Linked DNA regions of Homo sapiens: all the other regions are linked to region 1. The links are chromatin loops, found by intact Hi-C in ENCODE. Cell type or tissue: Caco-2. All regions are shown on one strand. Region 1 overlaps CMSS1 (cms1 ribosomal small subunit homolog). Region 2 overlaps CMSS1 (cms1 ribosomal small subunit homolog). Region 3 holds the start of MIR3921 (microRNA 3921).

Evidence for each region. Peaks named below come from ENCODE experiments on the same cell type or tissue, not always from the same donor. Only the 100,000 strongest peaks of a DNase experiment are listed, where the experiment ranks them.
Region 2: a loop joins it to region 1, with 5 times the contacts of the local background. A loop is called at or near these places in 43 of 110 quality-filtered maps.
Region 3: it touches region 1 in a loop (1.9-fold over the local background); 12 of 110 quality-filtered maps call a loop at or near these places.

What each region holds. Positions count from the first base shown.
Region 1 is chr3:100,028,748-100,036,747 of GRCh38, forward strand. The region is part of intron 1 of CMSS1 (cms1 ribosomal small subunit homolog); the gene reads left to right. All of the region lies in intron 1 of FILIP1L (filamin A interacting protein 1 like), which reads right to left. The region is part of intron 4 of LOC105374010 (a long non-coding RNA gene); the gene reads left to right. Among named protein-coding and RNA genes, the nearest start is that of MIR3921, 68 kb to the left of the region's middle. In Caco-2, no CTCF peak of the experiment used is centred here; DNase peaks (open chromatin) are centred at 4,614 and 5,514.
Region 2 is chr3:99,872,996-99,880,995 of GRCh38, forward strand. All of the region lies in intron 1 of CMSS1 (cms1 ribosomal small subunit homolog), which reads left to right. The region is part of intron 4 of FILIP1L (filamin A interacting protein 1 like); the gene reads right to left. The region is part of intron 1 of LOC105374010 (a long non-coding RNA gene); the gene reads left to right. Among named protein-coding and RNA genes, the nearest start is that of HP09053, 53 kb to the left of the region's middle. RefSeq lists a silencer at 3,015-3,484 and an enhancer at 5,050-5,344. In Caco-2, a CTCF peak has its summit at 3,264; a DNase peak (open chromatin) is centred at 3,136; H3K4me3 peaks cover 3,940 bases.
Region 3 is chr3:99,962,609-99,970,608 of GRCh38, forward strand. All of the region lies in intron 1 of CMSS1 (cms1 ribosomal small subunit homolog), which reads left to right. All of the region lies in intron 1 of FILIP1L (filamin A interacting protein 1 like), which reads right to left. MIR3921 (microRNA 3921) reads right to left here and starts at 1,790; the gene lies at 1,706-1,790. The region is part of intron 1 of LOC105374010 (a long non-coding RNA gene); the gene reads left to right. In Caco-2, no CTCF peak of the experiment used is centred here; no DNase peak of the experiment used is centred here.

The sequences.
Region 1 (8,000 bases):
GCACATTTCCAAGAGTCAGTTCTTGTTTTCTTAAGAAGAGTTGACTCTGATAAGCTATCACACCAACTGTACTAGACTCCAAACTCATTACTGTGAACTATTCAATGGTGATGTGTTTCAATACACCTTTTTACTGAGGTGTGTAACACACACAAAGACACACACACACATATAAACATAAACATATACATATATATCCTGTTGATGTTTTACAAGCTCGTCAGTCCGTTACTTGAGCAGTTACTTGAGCACCTAAACTCAATTCAATTATTTTTCTTTAAAAAAAATTTTTTTGAGCCTGGAATGGTGGTGCATGCCTATTGTCCCAAGCTACCCTGGGAGCTGAGGCAGAAGGATTGCTTGAGCTCAGGAGTTCCAAGCCAGCCTGGGCAACATAGCAAGACCTCGTCTTTAAAAAATAAGTAAATAAAAACTTTAAAAATTTTTCAGATTTATTTGTCTAAAAAGAATTATTTTTTATTTTCACATGTATAAATAAAATATTAAAATTAATTTTAAAATATATTACAAAAATAAATTTACTTATTTGTACAGAAAAGCTTTGTTTTAGTCACATAACACTATTGATTTTGATTATGATAATTGTTCAATAAAGTCAAGTCCCCTAGGCACAGTCTTCTTAATTGTATCCACTTTAGTTACATAAATAAAAAGCTAAATAGTCATTCATTTTACTGTTGCATTTGCAACCTTTGCCAAGTTACTATCACATTAAATAGTGGTTTTGTTTCTAAAAATATAGCCTATATATACATAGACCATACCAGTGTGCATTAATTGGAGTTTATTAAAGACATAGCTTTTCTTTGAGCTTAAGGTTTATTCCAGCCTAAATAGTCTAATCACTAAAATAAAAAAGCAAATACTGAGCAGTTTACTGACATTCCATAGAAGATAGAATAAGACTTAAGTGTGTGAGAACAGTACAACATTTCTGATGGTTTCTTTTTTAAAATAAAAACCAGCAACTTCAAAATTCTGCTAGACAAACTGCTACTAAGAGGGCTTTTGTAGCTGAGCCTGTCACTACGCTATATAGTGACCAAAAGGGCAGATTCTGAGTCATGATAACATTCTAGGAGATGTCAACAGTCAAAATAAAATCAAACTATATGTCATCTGGAAAGCTGAGATAAAGACCAAGAGATCTTGGAACGTTTAGAAGCAGCCCAGGTGTGACATGAGTGAGGACTCTAAGAAGAAAAACTTCACAGCTGTTTGTAACTTTCTCACAACTGCTTCACATTTCTCTAGCATGGAATGGAAAGTATAGAAATGAAGAAAATCAGAACTGGAAAGGACCTTAAAACCCTTGTTTTACAGATAAGGAAACGGAGACCCAACGAGCACCAAACACTTGCCTAAAGTCACACAACTAGAGTTAACCATAGGACTGAAATTGGAATTTGGAACTCCTATTTTCTAGTTTAATATTATTTTCTCTACTCTTTTTGGGCATTTTGACTGTATAGTATTGGAGTTGTACCAAAAGGAAAAGAGCTGGCTTGGATGAGAAAGGGATCTATGCCACCAGAAGTCAGTGATCAGGCCAAAACTAGACAGTGGCTCCCTGGCATGCGTGTTGGTTTTCCATGAAAGAAACTTGGACTCATTGTCCTCTAAGAGCTTTTCCAACTCTAATTGTAATGAGTATTGATAATTTTCATCATATTTGTAATAGGGTAATGATTCGTCCTCCCTACTTAAGGCATTATTGCTCATTCTCATTCATGCATGTCTCATCTACTCTAGTCTTTTCTCAGAACCTGTTTTCCCGTTGAGAGCACCTGTTCCAAAGTTGCTTAGTAATGCAGTGTGACTAAAAAAGCAGGCTAAGACTCCAAGTTCAGTTCACCATTTGGAATCATGAGTAATCATTGTCCCCACAACTAATTTAACCTTCTACATTAAACCAGTATCCAATAACTGCTGCTTTTCCTCTACCATATAAACACAAATCAGCTATATAGTTAGCAAAAGGGAGATTGGTGCAGTGAAATCAATCCGTTTTCCCTCCCTGTAGCAAGGATGTGGTATGGCAAAAGCTTTGGTCAATTTATAACCTAATAAGGTATAAGTGGTTTTTAAAGTGCACTGTGGTAAAATTTTCTTTACTGTGCAACTATATAGATATTCTTGGCTTAAGAATGAAAAATATATAGATTTGCATTATAATATAAAATCTATGAGATATGAAGTCTGATGAGAAATATATTTACCACCTGATAATATCTGTGTGAATATAAACATCTCTGTTACTCTCTTCCTAACATAAAATGATCTTTGCCCATTCTGCCTTTATTCCTTTGTCCAGCTGTCAGATTCTATTTTTTTCTGCTATAATTTAGAACATATTTTCCTAGACATCAGCATTTTTAGACTATGTACTTAAATGTCATATTTATAATAGGGAATTTCCAGAAAACAAGTGATTCAGTCTCATATGCCCAAAGTACCCCATTCTCTAGTGGAAATCAGGATGAGCTATTCATTGTATTAGTTATGTGGTCACAATGGAGGCCTATCTCCATAGGTTTAAAACAGTAGGTTTTAAACTTTCATCTAGCAGTCCAATAGAAATGTTTCCAAAGTTCCTGTTACCCTCGTTTCCACTCATCCTGGATTGATTTGGGAAGTGGAGTGAGGAAGGAGTTGGTGGTAGGGTTCACATTATCATCATGGTGATCTAGTAAGTGAGTGAAGGATTCCTTTTTTCAAATATAAAGGAAATTCAGAGCGCAACAAGGAAGAAGCCACGTTACAGAACTAGAAAAGTAATTGTCCAAACTGAGCATAAAAACCCAACACCCAAACAAGACCTGAGACCCGCATCCCTTGGCTCCTCCTGTGTTCTTTTTTTTTAACTAACGCATTCTCTCCCCTCAAGGAAAAGTCAAGCTAAGCCAATTTTCCTTCTAAGGCTGAGGATCTACGACAAGAAGGCAAAGACAGGGAGGGAGGACCTTGTATTTTACGTTTATTTGCCTCACTTTCTCCAAAGGGAAACACCCCACTAGGGCAGTGTCAACAGACTTTTTTGTAAAAGCAAAAATAGGAAATATTTTAGGCCTTGCTGGCCATATGGTCTGTGTAGTAACTACTAAACTAGGTCAAAATCAGCCAAAGACAATACATAAATTAATGAGCATGGCTGTGTTTCCATAAAACTATATTTTGGACAGTTAAATTTGAATTTTATGTATTTTTCATGCATCATGAAAAATCCTAATTTTTAATTTTTTCAGCTGTTTAAAAATGTAAAAATTATGCTTTCAGATTATATAAAGACAGGCTACAGACCAGATCTAGCCCATTAGCCATAGTTTGCTAAACCCTGCCCTATGGGAATAAATAATGAAACATGAGGAAGATTGTAGGTGTTAAAACATGGAGTAAAATATGATACTTGAAAGACAATTATTTAAATGTGGTAGAGGAAATTATTGATATGTATGCCTCTTTCAGAGAGAGCAGATGGATGCGTTGGCCCTTGATTCTGTTTTAGGTAATCTTAGTTGGTACTAGGTCAAATTCCAGATTGGTTATTTTGATTTACTCTCTTAAGATTTATGAAATGCAGGTTATAGCTGGCTTTAGAGAAGAAAAGTGGAAATAAGAAGAGGACATGTGACTTAGAGCTTGCCATAAGGTATGCAGAGCCAACAGAACATTTTATTCGGAATGGCAGCTGGTGGTTTCTGTTATCTGTGAATCATTGTGAAGTCTGTCTGAGGCAGAGAGGAGACAGCTAGCCGAATTCCCCTTTCGCAAAAACTGATTCATAACATTGTAAAGCTCACAGAAAATGCATTTTGTATCACAAGAACACATAAAAATCTCTATTTTTTGACATAAAGGCTATATTGACGAACTTTAAAATAAAAAGAACCTGTAAATGTAAAACCATAAAGAAACATTTTTTAAAATAGTATGAATAATTTATGGGCAGTTGAATACAGCTTTTGTTGCTTTGTAGGTAACTCACTTATAACAATTGCATAAATGGTAATGCAGTTGTGTGTAACAAAGGACCATTAATTATGACACTTATGACAATGATAACATAATTAACTATTTTTTGAGCTGCTACTATTTGCTGCCACCTAACATACATTATTACATTTATTCCCTGCAACAAGCCTGCAAGGTAGGTATTATTCTCCTGTTGAAAATGATGCTGAAGTTCAGTCACACAAACACCAAGTACCAGGGCCAAACTGCAATCCATATCCCCCTCACATGAAAGTTAGTGTGGTTTCCACTCTACTGTTACCATTGATGAGACATGGTAACCAAAAAAAAAAAAGAATTCAGGAAAACTATCTTCAACTATATTGCTGGATAGCATTACTTTATAAATATTAATTTTACTCTGTGGTTACTGTATGGTAATGGAATTATTTTGGCCCCTTAAAACCTTAGAAAAAATCAAACTAATTGTGCCTTGTAACATTTGTGGTTTATGTGTCCATTGACTGCTTGCAATTTCCAGGCAGGCTGCATCCTTGAACTATTCACTGTCTGAACTTGCCCTCAAAGAATTCTTCCTCCTGCCTCACCTCTATCGAGTGGCAGCCAATGGAAAACCCACAAGCTCAGCAGCTGCAGCTCTGGAAGGCTTCCATCAAACCCTCATTCCCAAATCCCCTTTGAAAATCACAGCTCCTAGAGCTTTGTGTTATCTTCTTGAAGGTCTTGACTAATGTTTGTAACATTGTAAAACTTAAGCAAACACTGTCTTCAAGACCAGGATTCTTAAAGTTGGACTCTGTGTTAACTTGCCTGCACCAAATCATGTACTGCCCCTCAACTGCACTCTTAAATTCTTACCCTGGAAAGTAGCCTGAAAAGCAGATATTAGGACGGGAGCTTTTTAAATGGTCAGTAGGAAATTAAAAAGCTTAATAAGTTCAGAAAGTGCCTCTTTGACAATTCAGAATTGATTTTAAAAAAAAACCTGATATATTGAAAATATGTGGTGACTCAGCCCTGTTCTTGCTCCTCTAAATTTTATTCTTTCCATGAATTGTTTTTAGGATTTAGAGGTCAAGTATCCAGTATACCTGTCTCAGAGGAAACAATATTATTTTCCTAAGTGAACATCTAGTACAAAAGTGACTGTTTTATGTATAACTGAGCAGTACCAAAATCCAGTTCTTAGCCAGCCTTTTTATATATGAATCATATTATTTAATCCAGATTTCTTTGAAACCACAACCAGACACACAGTATGGTTATTTGATTGAAGAAACATGGTGCTATTATTCAACCCGCCATGCGTTATTTTGCTTACATTAGTGACCCGTTAATACACTTAAGAAAAGAAGTAATTTGCATCATCATCCATTGAAATTGACAAGACTGGATGTTGGTGATTATGGACACTAAATTCCATTGTGGGGAAAGTTCCTGATCTCTGTGTAGCACAAGACTGGTTTTTCTAGACTGTCTCAAAAGTATATCCAGGAACTCAGAATGGGGGGAAAAAGCTGCAGCCAGGGGACAAATATGTGCTAATGTACCACTTATTGTCTGGAGAAAATGTACACTCATGGCAGCAGTAAGAAGTTATTTGGTCTGTATTTATTTACAATGTGCAGGCTGCAGAATGTTAGCATTCTGATTATGGCCAGATGTAATGGAAAGAATTCACTAGCATTTTCACACTGGCTTTAGTAAGGAATGCACTTTTTGAATCAACATTGGTTAAAAGGTAGCCACTTCGTTCCAGTAATCCAAAAGGTTCTTTGTGTTGCCTAAATAATAGAGGAAATTATTTGGGGCCTCAAATCCCATCTGAATTGGCTGCTTTTGGTCATTTAAACATGCTTCCTTATCAGTAAAACTAAGCAGACACTTTTAATCTGATAGCAAATGTCTAGTATTTAGGTAAGACAGTGAGTTTAGATTTATGATGGGGAACCCTCAGAGTTCAAAGTACACCTGCTTGAAATAATGTTGATAAAGAATATTAGTGTCAGTTTTCCTAATGGGAAGGAGGGGCATGCTTTAAACCTAGACTTTCTATGAAATATGCAGCCTTAGGAGAATATCCACTCTGATCAGTAAACGGTATATACATACGAATATATTTGTTTGTGGTGTTTTTTCTCAGTAGAATATCTCAATCACTGCAGTAGTCCACTTTCCTATTTTAATGTTTTGACTATCAGTTGTTTAAGTATCAAAAAACAACTTGGGATGTCAAGAAAAAAGCCATTTTGCTATCTCCATGTAGTCAGCAAAATGCTAGGGGGTTCTCTCCAGATAGCTTGAAGACCTGTTTATCTTATGTTATTTTTTAGGGTTGATCTGTTATCATAAATGTATATTCGAAATTGTTATCCAAATTGTATGTGTTTCAAGTTTGTGCTTTCTAGGATTATTAGCAATTTGATGATGAAAGCCATCTACATTTTCAAGTCCCTTGAACCAAATGTATTTTAAACAATTAAATTCATAAATGAATGTCCATGCTGTGCGCATATTCCTCCTTAAATTATTAGTATTATTATTATTATTTGAGACACAGTCTCACTCTGTCACCCAGGCTGGAGTTCAATGGCACAATCTTGGCTCACTGCAACCCCCGCCTCCTGGGTTCAAGCAATTCTCCTGCCTCAGCCTCCGGAGTAGCTGGGACTACAGGCGCATGCCACCACGCCCAGCTAATTTGGTATTTTTAGTAGAGACAGGGTTTCACCATGTTGGCCAGGCTGGTCTCGAACTCCTGATCCACCCGCCTCAGCCTCCCAAAGTGCTGCAATTACAGGCGTGAGACACTGCACACAGCTGAATTATTTACTTGAATTTTTTAATGCCCTCTGGTTCCCAGTAATCAAACACTTTGACCTTTTTCACCCCACCAAACTGTTAAAGAAATTGAACCATAGAAGAGGCAGAAACTTTTATCATTCTGATATAGGGGTATTTCTTGATTACCTTTAAATTTATTTTATTGTAATAGAAAAATTCAAATGTAGAGAGAAATGGAAAAGAAAGAATCCCCATGTGCTCATCACGAGCTATAGCAGTCATCAACTCATGGCCAACTTTGTTACATCTTTATTCCTTTCCCCCACATTGGATTCTTTGAAAGCAAATCACATACATGTAATTTCTATGGATGGTCTATTATGTGATTTGAACTTTGTTGGGCTCTGAGGATAAAAAGATGAATGAGACATAGTCCTTATTCTCAGGGATCTCATCAGATTCTTCTGGGATAATAATGTTTACTAGTAGTCAGTGTAATTATAAGTCCATTGTAACATAGAACCCAAAACTAAAAACCCCTGTACCATCTCTATACATTGCATAAACTTAATATAAAAGGAATTATGGTATAGTAGTTCCTAAATCCACTTTTAGGAAGGTCTTCTAAGGCATGAAAAATTTCCTAGCTCTGTCAACTAAAAAGGTCTAGAATCAATGACACCTTGTAGCAATGAACACATGCAACACATAAAGCTTCTACATCTCATTTCCCACTAAGAGGAACAAAGCCTTCTTGGAGAAGTAGCTGACTGCAGGGCTGTTGGAGGAAAAAAAAGATGAGCCTGGAACATCTTTTCATGCCACGATGTTAGGAAGTCTCAAAAAATGATGAGGACATGTCAAAAGGACACCAGAGTTGGCTTGAAAGGACTGCCACTGGCCTAATCTGAAACAACCTGAAGAGCGAAATAATTATAAAATGGAAGGTGACCCATTGAATAAAATAAGAATTCATGAGTTTGTTCATGGTGATAATAGGTAGATACTACATGTGTAAGAAAGAAAAGTTATTCTTTACAGTAGAATGCCTACTAATAAATGTAGAAGAAATATAGATTAGAAAACCACCATTTTGCAGCCATCATAGTTGCAAATAGTTAAGAAGTATCAATGGCTGCTGAAACAATTTTTTAAAAGTTCAGTGAGGAACAGGATATTTACATATCTCAAAGAATTTTCCACAAATTACTTATTAATAATCA
Region 2 (8,000 bases), 160 kb before region 1:
TAACAAAATGACTCAAAACATGAATGTCCTACCTCATTTTAAGTAGAAAATGACCAGCCATAGGAGGTTCTAAAAGTCATTGCAGCACACTTTAAGCATAAGTGACTGGGTTGGTGGCTAGAAAATGTTGTGGTGATGACAGCAGCAACCACAGAAATATTGCTTTGAAGGTTTGTGATGCTGGCTGCATATGCAGTGTCTCTTCATCTTTAAATCCTTATTTAAATATAATTTACAAAAACTAAACAATCAGTTTAAATTGAAGCTGAATTCATGGTCAAATACAAATTAAATGGACCTTAAAATCGTTTAAAATTAATATGTCCAACAGATAAGGTAGGGTGTATTAGATTTTTCAAAGATGACAGGCTCTGTGAACAACAGATGGGGCCATTTCAGTTCCTGAAGCAGGTTGAGACCAATATTGCCTTACATCCACAATATCCAGTCTTTTATAAACAGTTCTCTTCTTGCCCCTCTTCCTTTTTCCTTTAAATAGGAGGGGCTGTATGTTTTTTTTCTATTCACCTTGTAAAATGTTCACTTTGCCCTGAAGCACTAGACATGGACAGAACATGACCTAAGCAGAATTATTGGAATCTTATTCTTCCTCCTACATTTTCAGTTTTTTTTCTTAAATCTCAAAATCCATTTATTACCAAAGGCACTTTTTTGGAGGGGAAATTACAGCAGAGAACCCTTAAACAAAATTTACAGCCTTTTGAGAAGGCAAATTAATGGGAACTGCAAGAGAACCGGAAAATTAAGTCAAGGCTTGATTTGTGTTTTCATACTGGCTGTTACTATAGTCTCCATCACAGCATTAGGAAAATAGCACAAAAATACCAGGGCTTAACAGTTAAGGTTAATCACCACAAAAGTGCAAATGAACTTACTAAGCATAAAATTATTATGTGCTTTATTTGGAAGTGTAGAAATTCACATTCATTCTATCAAAAACATTTTCCCATCATACAGATTGTCCCAAGGACTAAGAAATTGCTCATCCAAAGAGCCCAGTGTGAGATAGGGTATCCATGATAAGTCATACTTAGCTTTCAGTTTTAAAAGAGGTCTTATGTGATTGTTCTTTGAACCATGCTTTAAAGTTAATAAATGGGAAAAAGTGTGGAATATTAAAGAGTGTTATTTTTAAATTTTAAAAAATCGATGCTTGCCTGCTTTAAAAAAATAAAAGACACTGGGAAACACAGCTGTTAGAATTTTGATGGAAGTTATGATTTTCAACAGTTGAGTTGTAGTTTATGGTACAGATGGTACTCTGGGTATACCTGAAACAATAATTGATGGTTTCTGTTTGTCTCTTCCTCTGTTAGATTCAGAAGAGCAGAATATCTTTTTTCCAGAGCAGGAATTTTTCAGTTTCCAATTACCGCTTATATCAGATAAACAACTCTTCCATTGCATATTCTGTACTTCTCCACAGTGACATGGGTGTTGGCCCCGCTCTTCTCATTATGGTGGGCTTCCCTAGGTTTGAAATAATAGTTTGTGGAAAATCCTACTTCTCAGTACTAACCTGCAGTTTATATAGCCTATCCTCAGGCCAAATAACATATAATTTTTCTTTTAAAATATGAAAACCAAAGTCGTGCATTGCTCCAAACAAAATTAGCAAAAACAAAAAAACTGCTATGAGGCAAAAATGATAGGCACCAATGTCATATACTTTTAAAAACCATCCAACAGAAATTATTAGAAATATACAGATATAACCCACATTTTGAGTATTTTTTAAATGCTGTGTTTCAATGATAAAATCTGGGATCTGACATTTTCTTCTGACAATTAAATATAAAAACATGAGTTTGTAACACACACATACACCTCAGTGGTTATAGTGCTCTGCTCCTCTGTTAAACTTTTACTGTACCTCCAAACAGTTATCTTATATGGTCATTTTAGTGCCAACTAAAATGCCAGCATTTTAAAATCTCAGAGTAAATATAAATGGCAGCCTATGAATTCTGAGTTTGAATTGTATATACTTATAAAACATAGAGACTGTTTTAAAAGGGACAATTCTGTCACATAGTTGTTAAAGTTTTATTTTACAATATATGTTTAGACCAGATAAGGATTGAATGATGAATCAATTTTTCATCTCCTATTCCAGTGTTCTAAAGTTGACATAACCTTTTTATTTTTAATTCCTACGTTGACTTTTAGTTGGAAAAAATGAAGTAAAATATTATGGAGATTTTTCTGCCAAGTGTTCAGTTATCATACTGTAAGAGTTCATTGGTAGCAATAGCCTCTTCAGGATTTAGATGTAACTAATTATGGTTTAAAATGTTACTGATTAATACAGTTACTCTATAAGTTTTACCTTTTAAATTGGCATTTTTTACATAATATACTACTATCCAAAATATTACTCTAGAAATGATAGCTGTAAGTGAGGTTTGTCATTTTTCCAATGCCTGGACTTGAAGCAGAAAGTTAGAACTCAAAACTATGATAGTTACTTCCTTGTACAAATTGACATATGCTTTTACGACAAAATAGCGTTTGTACGATTTTTTGAAGCTTAAAAAGATTTTACTTTTTAAGTTAGATTCGTCTTAATTCCAAGATGTATTCCTAACAGTGTTTTTCTAGTCGTTTATATTAACATTTACAAAAAGAGGGGAAAACCTGGCACTAACAAATTTTCGCATTCTGCTCATGTAAGACAAGCGAGTTTGAGTCCGGAGGAGAGATAGGGTTGCTGCAGTACAATATAGTCTCCCCCACCCTTTCCCCAAAGATTTCTCAATATGGGCAGGATTCAATGTGTAGCTCACTTGGAAAGCGTATGTAATACAGTCACCTCCCACCTCTCAACATTTAAAATTAAATCTCTAATCTGTTTTCTCCTCCAGAGAAAACTTCTACTTTCAAGTTTTGTGTGAGTTGGAAACGGTTTTGAACCTAGAATTCATTGGATGCGCTTTGCGAAACCTGTCTGCAGTTTGTGATGCTGAGACAGCTTTAACAGCCACCCACAGACTTGCTACCTGGCTGTCTGACAGCAGTGCCCCTTGGTGGAGCGAAGTTGCTCTCCCGGGCTTACCTGAACTGCCTGCGCCGGGGCCGGGCGGGGGCCGGGCCGGGGCCGCTGTAGTGCCGCGCTGCGAGCCGACTGTGCGCGCTCCGAGAGTCGCCCGAACAATGCGAGCGGGGCGCTGAGCGCGCCCGGCCTATGGGCGTTACGTCACTGTTCTGCCTTATAAGGCGCTCCGCGTGTGCGGCGCTGTCGGCGGGGGCGCCGGTGACCGCGGGACCCTCGGCCGCGGCGGCGGCGCAGCCACACACCCCAGCTCCCGCGGATGTTCCGGCCGTGTGAACGGACCGTGGTTCCCGGCTCCCAGCGGAGGGAATGAGTGGTGGGCCGGTGGGCCGGGGCGCCGGCGCCCTCCTGTCGGGCTAACAAAGTCATTGGGAGGCAGGGTCGATCCGCTTGTAACTTTTTTCCCTCTGGGTCCCTAAAGCTGTTGTTGCTTCAGGGACTTCAATACACATCCTGTTATTCTTATGTAAACTTTTGTAAATTCATTATACTTTTTATTTTTGGTTGCTGGGGGTAGGCGGGAGAGGGAAAGGAGAAGTCTGGGGTTTTGTGGAGACATCTCTGGGGGTGATTTAGACTTCAAACCTTCTCTTTCCTCTTTGTAATGAGTAGGGGTCCTCAGAGGATGGTGTTTTATTTCCTGATGATGTAACTACCAAACAATTCTTCAAGTGATGATGGAAAGGCCAGATGAAATCTTATTTTTTTCAGTGTTTTTCCTGAAAGAACTTCCTCTTTCCCCATTTCTGCATGCCTGTGTTTTAACGAAAGCAGTTAAAACTATCATTTTTTGGCAGGGAAAAAATTTTTAAAGAAATTAAATGTTTTGTGCTGTACTTTCAAGACAATGTATAAAATTAGAACTTTAGAGCCAGTTTTAATGTTTGTTCTCTTCTACCGGCAAACAAAATAAAGCCAAAAATAACCACGTGAAGAAAAAAGAAATTAGCCAAATGTGATTGAATTAAGAATATTATCCTCTAGTATGGGGTAGATTTACTTGTACAAATCCTACTTCTTGTGAATGAGAATTCACCTCCGAATTATAAGAGAAGTCATACCTAAAGTTCTAGCCCAACTATATGAATCTGCTAAATAAATTAGGGACGTGGCATTCTTATTTGCAAGCTTCAGATGAGTAATTTTAGTAGCTTGAGTCCTTTTAAAACCTCTTTTAAAATTACATTAAAATAGGATTGCTTCCTATTATGATGTACATATGTCTGTAGAATTATTGTTTCCATATGTTTTGTCAAACAAGAATGACGAAAATAGTCTGCTCGCTTCATTTTCTTAGTGTGGAGTGGAGAAAGGATGTTTGCAGAGTTGTTAGTGGAAATGGTGTGGAATAAAGATGCAGGGCACAACATTAAATGTATGTCCTCTTCACTAAATTGGGAGTTCACTTTATCATTATTCTAGATCACTCTAAGTACCTACTGAGAAACCTAAAGTAAACTCACTCTTGCTTTTCATATACAGTATACTAAGAGATGTGAATTACACATACTCTTCAGCCGAACTTAAAATTTAATATTTGATTTGCAATTGTGTACTAACATTTTGGATGTTGAGTTTGTAGTTTTGTTGGTTTTAACTCTTCTGCCCTATACTTGTGAATTGCATTGTAATCTTTTTAGTCTCCTGTGCTTACCTCATACTTATTAAATATCCTTTTTGAGACTTTTATGCTGCATTTTTTATTACAAATGAGATTAAATGACTTTTATGAAAGTTGTATGATGCATAAACACCTGAATCTCAGCCCCAAACTGATAGCATACTTTTACCCCAAAGCTAACAGTTTTGTAGCTTGTTTTGCATCTTTTTCCCTCTGATAGGCAAATATGTTTCCTAACATTTAACACTACCATTTGTTTCTTTCTCACATATCCATACTCAAGTTTTGCATTTATTTTCATTCTTTTGACTTGCTGGTTCCCATGAAATATGTTAGTATTATTTCCTCCTTTTCTTTAGCTATATTCTGAAGAATAGAGGAAAGAGGATTAGGGCTTCTACTCCTTGTATGCCCTTGCCTGGTACACTACTTGCCTGGTTACATTACTAATGTGTTACTCCTGAAACATCAGTCTCTTGACCCAGCTATGACTCAGCTTTCCAAGTGAGGTCATAGTTATGTGACCACTGTCTTCAGGAACCAATATTAATAGCCCTCATTTGTTGAGCTTTTAGATCATACCTACCACCATACTTAGTGCTCTACAAGCATTTCATCATTTAATCTTCACAACACATTTTGATGTGATATGATCCATTCTTTTCAGATAAAGACATTTAGAAGGCTAAAGTGGCTTGACCAAGGTCACACCGCTACTAAAGTAATGATACAGGGATTTAAAGCAATGTTTACATATATAGCCTTCTACATATATAGTCTTACATATATAGCCTTCTTCTACATAAATAGTCTTGTCTTCTCCTAATAGTTTGTTCAGAATCTCTCAGAGGTATGTTTGGTAAAGGAGTGTTCAGATTTAACTGAGAAGTTTCTGTTTATTTTCTAGACTGAATCTTGAACTGGGAAAGCCAAGACTCATCCTCTTTTTTGTGGATTTGTGGATTTACTGACAGTTTTCTGGAAGGTGGCAGCAACGTATCTTGTTCTAGTAAAATTAGAATATCATCACCATTTCACTTCAAACGAAAGTCAAGGGTTTTGAGGGAGCAGGACCTTTAACTGATACAAGAGTACCCTGGGTGGTGTATTGCAAACTCCAACCAGCTGTTGGCATTGTGCGCCATTGGCCACATAAGTAGATGAGTAGACTTTTATTTCCTTCCCTCTTTCAACCAAAATTCTTTCTGAGATGTAATTTTTATTCTCTTGGTTTCTGAAATTTTCTTCATTTGTGAAATTCTCTTGGTTTCATTTGTGAAAATAGTAGAGTTATGATCACTGTGCCTCAAAATTGGATGAGAGAGTTTTACTTCCTAACCTTGTTCTGTCCAATTACTTTTGTGACTTTCTTTTCATTTTTTAATCAGGAATTTACTACAAATAAGCATACCTAGACACCAAGGTCCTTTCTACAATTAGTAATCTGAGTTTATGATCTAAATCAGCACTAGCTTTAAACTGTTATTTAGAAATGATACAAAGAAATTTTTCTACCAAGTTCATTGCTTTCTAATGCGGGAGAAGGGGTTTGTAGGTAACAAGGCAAGAAACAAGGAGATACCAACTAGATTTAGCCATATTATATTATGTCAAAGACAGCTTAATATCACCAGTTTCCCTGGTTCGAGCTAATTGTCAGGAGGCCATGACAATGACCACATTAACAGGTGTTATTAGTGAAGTCAGTTGCTACTGACCATAATTACAACATCATCATTATTTAACTTTTAAAAAATACCATTAATATACTGCTAATCACATCAAGCCAGTTCCTCTTTTTGAAGTAACTGCTCTTATTTTCTTTCATGTCTTCTCTCCCTGCCTTTGTTTCTTCTTTTGACTGGTCATGTCTTTCAGTCATCCAAGTATAGTAAGTGCCAAAGAAGCAGTAATTAATAGGATGTTTCTTGCAGCTACCCAAAATTTTCATTGCTGGTCCTTTGGTCATTTAAGCAGTTGGTACGCTCTGCTCCCTAGGAGCTCTGCTTTGAGCTATGAGATGGTAATGCTAACTTTGTATATGACATGTTTGCTTCTTTGCCTCTGTGAGATAGTATATATGGAAACACTGTCATGTACAAAGAAAAACAGCAAGACCTGTATAAGACCTGGTCTTATGGACCTGGTCCTGTATAAGAAGCTGAACAGAGTGGGAACAGACCCAGGATTGCATAGGGAGAGGTATAGTTCCATGGTCCTGCATTGCTTCAGACTACAGTTGGATTGGCCAGAATATGAGCTTTCGGTGTTTATTGCACCCCACGCTACCTTCTACCACCTTACCCACAGCCTTCTTGCAAAGCAGCTTTGCCACTGAGCACTGGATAACCTTGCCATGGATCCGATCCTGTGCTTCTACTCTCCGATCCCTTCTCCTCTGCTGCTACACAACTTAGGACGAAGGCTGAAGGGACCTGTAGGCAACTGTGAATGTGGAGCCAAAGGGGATGTCTGTGGTAAAAGAACCTTCTCTCCATGCCCTAGACAATCATTTTTCTAATCAACCTCATTTCTTCACTCTTCTTTCACTCTTCTTTCAGTTCTTTGGGTGCCACCTGTCTGGCTCTGTACATGTAGATACCCACATGAAATATACCATATCTCCGCACTTAAACTGTACTTAAAAGAGCCTTTAACCAGCAGACCTTAATATACATATAAACTGCAGTAACTGAATATATATATGAACTGCAGGTCTATATATATAGACCCTCTTTACTTTTATCTGTAGCCTGAATCTCTGGTCCCAGGCCTATATATGGTCCGCAGAGTTTCCAGAAGGCTTCCAATTATTCTGCTCATACTTCAGCTGACTATGACTCTAGAACAGTGACATATGTACCTTGAGAAGTGATTACAGTAGTAGTGTCCATGTGATGCTAGGGAATGGGAAGTCCTTTGTTATTAAAACATTAAAATGATGATATTTTGTGGTTTTAAAATTAATTTAAAATTTTTTTGTTTTAAAATTAATTTAAAATTTTTTTTATTTTAAAATTAATAGGCACCCTTCATAATTTGGAAAATGCATAAAAGTAAAAAATTTTACATGTAGTCCTACCACATGAATACTGCCAACTATTAACAATTCAATGTACTGTGTTTCTTTTAGTCTTTTTCTAAGCATTTATAAAGCATCATTTTCGTAGTGTGGATGGACCCTGTATGTGTATGTATATGTGTATGTATATTATGTTTCTTTTTGCCTTTATTATATATTTCTGAATCATGTTAGTGGCTTTTCTGTAGACATTGGGCTATTTAAAAGCGCATGTTTACATATTC
Region 3 (8,000 bases), 66 kb before region 1:
AGGATTATAATTAATAATAACAACAACAACAGCAACAAACACATATAGCACTGTAGGCCTGGTCCTGTTACAGTAAGAAATAGAATGTCCACATTAACTCTATGAGGTAGGTATTATCCTCAGATACAGTTAGTTTAAATAACTTCCCAAAAGTTAGAAAGCTAAGTGGGAGAGCTAGGATTTGGCTGCAGCCCCTAAGAACAAATTGGGAAAGATTTAAGTCATAGATGAAGTACTCTGAGGGTGCCTTAAGACAATGGCTGTAGCCTGCTGTTTATGGTCACAACTACATACTCACTGGAATGTTCATGGCCGAGATAAATAAAGCAAGTATTCATCCATATTTCACATGTTACTCACAGGCATTGCTGCATGGAAGAGATTGCTCTCTTGATGGATTTTAGGAGCTAGCCTGGGTTTTACCAGCCGTTGAGGTTGCTTGCAGCCTTAGTTTCTCTCCCTGCCTTCTGCCACTGTCAAAGAGGGTTTAGCCTGCCTACAGAGGGTAAAATAATTAGGATAACAGTGCACCAGAGAAAGTTCGAAATGCTCTTACTCTTAGGGAAACCTTTCCAAATCAAGCCACTTAATGCTAGCAACCATGAAGGTATAGTTGCCCCAGAATAGTGTGTGGTTTTCCACTAGCAGTGATTTTACCCTAGTGTTGACTGATCCCATGTGGTGGATATATGCAGGTAAGTGCTTCTTGGGAACAGAAGGGATGAAGATAAATAAGAGAAAGTTTGAAGTCATGATCCGTGGAGCCTGTGCTATATAGGAAAAGAAGTAAAAATAAGAGTGGGCTGTTATATAAGGATATAGCACAGAAGTAAGGGGCTGACGGTCTCTGTGGGTCCAAAAAGAAGTGAAGTGGGAGCAACTGCTTGAAAGTATTAGAAGGATAAGAAAGAATGTTGATTGAGCGGGATATTTACATTTTGTGTCAGAGAAGACTTTTAGCACTCCTCTTTGCCTTGATGGTGTTACCTGAATATGCATCCATTTTTTTTTTCTTTTTTTTTAGACGGAGTGTCGCTCTGTAGCCCAGGCTGGAGTGCAGTGGCGTGATCTCGGTTCACTGCAGCCTCGCCTCCAGGGTCCTGGTTCGAGCAATTCTCCTGTCTCAGCTTCCTGAGTAGCTGGGGATTACAGGCACACGCCACCATGCTCAGCTAATTTTTGTATTTTTAGCAGAGACAGGGTTTCACCATGTTGGCCAAGCTGGTCTTGAACTCCTCATCTTGTGATCTGCCTGCCTCAGCCTCCCAAAGTCCTGGGATTACAGGTGTGAGCCACCGCGCCCAGCCACATCCATTTGTTAATGACTTAATTAAAATGTGTCATAACGAAAATGATCAGTAGGCCAGGCAGGAGCTCCCAGGTACAACCAAGGTGAAGCTGATTTCACATGACTTTATAATCTTCAAGCCCATGTTTGAATATTTGAACATAATAATTGTTATGTGATTAAATAAAAACAGAGGGCATAGACTCGTTCTGTGGTGCAGATTTACCCTATAGACTTATATGCTCAGTAGGAAGTACATTGAGTTTTTATAAGCAGTGATAATTCTATCTTCCAAATCCATTACGCTTCAGTTAGATTTAATTTTTATTTATCAATATTTATCTTGATTAATGATCTTACCTCTAGCTAGGTTACAGGTTCCATGAGAATAGGGACAGTGTCTGTGTCTAGTTTCTCCCTAGCCCAGTACAAGGCATATGGTACTCAGAGACTTAGGGATTTCTAAGTCTCTTGAGTACCATATGCCTTGTACTGGGCTAGGTGATGTTTAGGATGGGTCCTTAAACAGGATCAAGGCCAAACCACTTACATTATAGTGAGGCAGTCAAGGTCCTGACAGGTAAGTGATCTGCTCAGGGCTCAGAGCTAGGTAGTGAGAAAGCCTGTGCCAAAACCCAAATCTCATTCCTCACTCTGTTCTTTGCACCATATCACTCTGACATTGAATCAGGTTCTTGTAGTGATCTTCTCTGTGTGTCTAGGGCCAAAAGGAAATGTGTTTCCTAAGCTAGAGCTTCCCAACCTGTTTCTCAATATGGCTCACAGAGAAGCTGGGAATATTTGTCTAGAACAGTATGGTAAACAAAGGAGGCTTTGGAGGGCAGCCGAAGAAAGAGGTCCCCTAGGAGACTAATGCCCAGAAACCTCCAGGCTACCCAAGGGGGATCATACCTTCACACACCTCTCATCTACTATGCTCCCTGTAACTGTGGAAAAACTCTTTCCTAAGTTAATATTAGATCACTTGAACATCAGTCCCATAGTGCACAGATACAATAGTTTCCCAGGCTTTAAGACTCTGTATAAAAATTGTTCTTCAAACCAAAAAGAAACATGATCCTTTTCATTGTATTTCTTGAAGTACCTGATATACTTAGATACTGCTGTATCTGTAAATAAATTATGATACCTTATAAAGTTTTAAAGGAAATTTACAAGTGTTATTTTCTAGTAATTACCTTGAAAGATTACATTGGTCCAGGAAAATGTTTTCTGAAGCAATGTTAATCCTACTAGCCAAGCATATCACTTAGTCCCCACTGTGAGATGAGGGATATGTGCTTAAATTGTGAAACAAATATATGAGTCAGGTATTTTTCCTTTGAGTCCAAGTGGTTTATGACTTTCTTTCCTGTGTTCTTTGTATATGTGGGAGTTTTATAATTTTTTATCAAGAATGAAAGGTTGGCCTGTGTTCTTACTGGTGCAGGCTGTCACATTTCTCTCTGTTGCCCAGTCAGGTGCTATGGCATGTGCTGCTTCTGGCGTAGTGTACTCTGTGGATGTACCAGCATGTTCTTCAAGGTCATGACTGATTTTCCAGACCTTTGGAATTGAGATAAATGTTAAATTTGTAGCTATCTCTGAATTTCTTCCAGATACTTTTCTTCATTTGTTTGTTTGTAGGGTAAACATACCTGATAGCAGCAATTTAAGCATACCCTTAGAATGACCATGTATGGCCAGTGCACCTGAATGTGTGTTCCAAGGTAGGGAATCCAGGAATGGCCAACTCGGAGATTCATTCCTTACTATGATAAATATCTGAGCCCCCTGCTCATCCTGTGGAACATGGGCTTATTGGGGATTAAGGCCCTGAGTTTTAGGTTAAATGAAGGTTACCAGATGGAGGTCATTAGGGGGAGGGTGTTAAATGAAAATGCTTTATAAACTGCATGCTGTTTGCAAGCAGTTGCAGTTTTCCTGCCCAGCCCGCAGCCACTGGCCATGCAGTCATGTTGTCCAGCCTGCCGCCACTGGACCATTTCTGTACATAAGGCAGTTCTCCTGTCCCGCCTGCCACCAGTTCTCCACTCTCTCCCCATATGTAAGCCCCTAGTAAACCCCATGTCTCATTTGCTGCCTCTGGGTCTTTTCTTCAGCCTCTTGAACCTAGTGCCTTCCCTGCTGAGGTTAATAGGGGTACAGCACAACAGTGTTGTAACACAGAAAGTGATATTTACAGGGATATCTCTCTCACAATATCTCTTAGGAAAGGTAAATAAAATGTTCACAACTTGTAGGTGAGTAATTCCTTAGATAAGTTGTTTCTTAACTTGGGAGGAGTTTGGGAAGGAACCTAAGCAGGCTGCAGAGGCTGGGCATGGGAGCTTGTCATGGCTGGAAGTTGAAATGGTCAACTCCAGGCAGATCTCCTGGGGCAAAGCAGCCTCCACCACCAGTAGCCCTTCCTTTCTGTTTCTTTCATAGCCCCACTGCTCCATCTGAAGCCTGAACCCTTCCAGAAAATTGATGGATAGATTTTTTTTTTCGGCTATATATAGTTTTAGAGGTTAGAACTAGATATAATTCAGTCTAGAAGATTTCTCCTTCCCCAGAAATGATTGTTTTTGTGCAGAGCCCCGTCAAAATAGTACGGAGACTTAGACTGAGTTCACTCATCACTAACAATTAACTTTATAAACATTCAACAAGTAGGACAACTATTATTACTGTTACTCAGAACCCTTCGCTCTGTATATACAGTTTGATTTAAGATGCCACATTTACATGGCATTTTCAACCTTCAAACTCTAGCAGATTTTAAAACTAGGTGGATGAAAATAGAATCATTCTAATAAATGTAGTGTGTCAGATTTGAAAAATCATTTGGTGAGCAGGATCTCTGTAAAGTTATATGGGCCACGTATACAAGACGTAACTGAAGAAAATTAATTCAACAGAGCATGCCGTACTTGAACGACTTAGAGATTTACTCGAACTGAACTAACTCAAGCTGGCAGAACTCCGAGCAGCCTGGATTGTAAAGTCTGGGTGAAAATAGATGGAGTATGCCTGACTGAACCTCTGTACTGCCCCACATGCTATACAGGTGGGGGATTGGATGGCTGTTAGGTGATCATTGCATTCTCTTTTGGATCCCTATTGAGAAGAAATGATAAGAGAGGGAAAGGATATGGGGCAAGAACAGTCTGAAAAAGAAAGGATAAAGTTCTCAGACTCTCTTCACACTCTAAGAAGAACTTTCTGAAAAGCTTGGATTAGGTCTGGCAATGGATATAATAAGCAAAGGACTCTTGGAATGTGTTCTTGGCTCTTAGCCCCACCTCTGACTTTGAGCAAATCAGCTGATTTCTCTGCCTGTAAAATAATAGTCCCTCTGATATTAATACTTACCTCATGAGGTTATTTAGAGGATAGTGTTGGTAATAATGCCTTGTGTTTACATCATTCCTTTCACAGAGAGCTCAAAGCACTTTACATGCATTGAGAGAGAAGCTTCTCGTGAAGAGTAAATAGAAGTGTTCACTTTTTGGAAATGAACTTAGGCCATAAGAGCCTGAATTTAATGCATTGCAGGAAGAAATATGGTACATAGTGATCCAGTGGGTCAACTGAATTTTTTGTTCCACTAAGAGTCCCCTCCTGGCTCCTTGTTTTGTGAATTGAGGAATATGGTGAGTCCCTACACCTGGATGGGAAATCCCACATATGCAATTGGAATGGTCTCTCACGACACATGCAGAGATTGAAGAACAGTCTGGACATTTTTTGATAACGTTCTTTGGGCCTTGGTAGTAGCTGAAAGACACCTGAGAAATCTTAGCTCAGAGCTACAGAATGACACTAATGGATCCCAGAAATAGAAATGTAGATGTGGAGTGTTTTATCTGTTTATTTCACCTCAATTCAACCAATACTCCTTGAGTGCCTTTTATATACATGATTTTGAGTGATGTGGAGAATGAAAGAGACACAACATGCTCAGGAAAGTTAACCTGGTATTAGCAAGGAGAAGGAGTAGGATTTACAAATAGATAAGTGCAACGGTATGTGGGAGTGTCAGAAAAGCATCACAGTACTTCAGCACATCTACTTGGGCAATCTCAAACATGTATTACTCATGTACCAAGCAGTATGCTGTTCACAGAGAGATACAATCTCTGCCTTAGGGATCCTTGGGGAAAACATGTACAAAGAGATAGTTTTAGCACATTCTAGTAAAGGCAGTGATCAAGGGCACCTAGCCTTACGTGGCAATTTAGGGAAGGTACCTTGGAGGATGAGACTTCTCCTAAAGTCTTAAGAATTGAAAAGAACATGGGAAGGGAATTCCAGGCTGGGAGAGTAGTATGTTCATACGCCCTCAGTGTTTAACCTTCTTTGAACAAAAAAATGGCAAACTACAGAAAGTTTGGTCTTATTGTAGCCTAAATTGTACTTAGGGGTACGAGTGAGAAACAGGGATTAAGATAAAGGACCTGTTTTGCTGTCTTGTTTACTGTTGAATAGTAGTATGAAGTAGGTCCTGAAAAACTATGTTTTTGGGGGAAAAAAAAAAAAAAGACTGAATGATATGTTGGGTTTAAGTCCTTGCAGGCAGGCTATCCAGGTAAATAAACATGGAAGGTGATGGGAGGTAATCTGGGCTGGAAATACAGATTTGGAAGTCACCCCATATCAGTGGTGTTTAAAATCAAGAGCAAATGAAATTGCACAAGGAGAATATATAGAATGAACAAATTACCATGGGTGAAGCCTTGAGTAATACAGACATTTAAGAAGCAAACAAAAGACAAGGAACCCATGAGGGAGACTGGAAAGGAAAAAACAGAGAAATAAGAAAAAATGAGAGGAGAGAATTGATACATTTTCCTCAGGTGTGGCATTATGGAGTTCACTGGTGTCTCATCAGAGAAGTTTCAGTCCAGTGGCCAGGGCAGAATGACATTGTGTCTTGTTTTAAAGTAAATGGGTAGGGTAAGAAAGTTGAGAAGGGTTAGCACAAACCTCTCTTTCAAGTCACTTGCCTTAGAAGAGAAGGAAGGGTATGGTTTCTGGGGTGCAACCCAGGTTCAAGAAGCAAAAAGAAAAAAAAATTCATTTGATAAAAGATTTAAATGGGTTTCTGGGCTTAGAGGAAAGAGTAAATAGGCACTGAGAATTTAAAGATTTAGGAAGTAAAGGGGATAATTAATGGAGCTCGGTCCTGGGAGTGCTGAAAAGGGGGGCCATGTGTGGAGGGCAGGGCAGGATCTTGACCTGGAGTAAGAATACCTCATCCTGTCATTGAAAGAAAGTGCACAAGGACAGGTCCAGGCATATCTAAGAAGGGGAGGGGAACAATATTGGGATAATGTATGTATAATTCTCTTATTGAAGTAGAAAATGATGTCATCTGCAGAGAAGGATGTAGCCTTGTTTGGGCTCTTGAGCAATATGACAGTTTGGTAACATTGCTTAGTAAAATAAGAGCAAGCTAAGCAAGAATGAGTAGGAGGTTGAGCCACGTTGATGGCCTATTTGAGATTGAGGACTGCAGATTTATATAGTTGCGTCAATCTGAAAGCTGACTTTTTTTTCCAGCTGAGCTCAACAGATTGGTCACAGAAATACAGAAGTCTACGTTTGAATTGATTCTAAAGATATTAGTGAAAGAATGGTTGAAGTAATGAGCCGTGCTATCCCAACTGGGTAAAGCAGTGAGGCCAGGAAAGAGGTCAAGGAACTATGGTTTTCCAGAGATTGGAGAGCAGAGGTAGTAAGGGCAAAGGCACGGGGAGCCTGGAAGGATCAGAGATTGTGGTCATCTTCACATAATGGATAGGAAGCAGCCCCACTAGATAATTAGTTGCAGGGTTTGACCTTGGAAATCTGTGACCATGGAGATGAAGAAGGTGAGGAATTTATAGTTTATTGGATGGCTTGTCTAGATGGATACTGAAGTCACTCATTGTCACAAAGGGTATGTTAAAGATTGTTGCCAAGTGCCCTAGTCATGAATAAGTGTTATGGAGGGACCAGGATATTAGCAGGGGGACATCAATGAGAAAAGATAATTGGATAATATGAAATTCAACAAATGAGGCTGTTACATCAGAGGCATTAGGGAGTAATGGTTTAGAAGCATTATAAAAAGGAATAATCAGTTAGGCATTGGCTTAAAATTTGGATAAGCCATATAAACTTGTTGATATTTGAGTATTTTGACATATAAAAATAGTAATTTCATATGGTTCAACCTCATACTTTGCGTGCATTAAATCATTCATTCTCACAACTACCTTCTGAAATGGGTTATCATTTTGCAGCTGAGAAAGTGAAGGCATAGAAATAATAAGTAATTTGCCCAAAGTCATCTGATAAGTTTTGGAGCTCAGTTTCAGACCCAGGCAGTCTGGCTTTAGAGGCTGCAATCACTCTGAATAGGGAATGCCCACCTTACCCTCACTGCCCTTCAGGCCTTCTGGTGTGTGAGGTGGATGAGACCAAACTCCTCTTAAGCATGTAATAACTGAGATAAATGCTGTAAAGGAAATGAATGTGGTTCACTAGTCAGTTTTGAAGTCTCATTCTCACATACTCTGTGCTTCCCCACCCTATTTGTGTTCGCTTTCACTCCCAAACTACTTCTACCTAATTGCAGAACACTTTCTCTACATTTTGCCTAACTGAAACCTAGCATATCCCTGCTTTCCTTGTAGTTTACTAGTAGATAAGTAGGAAAATA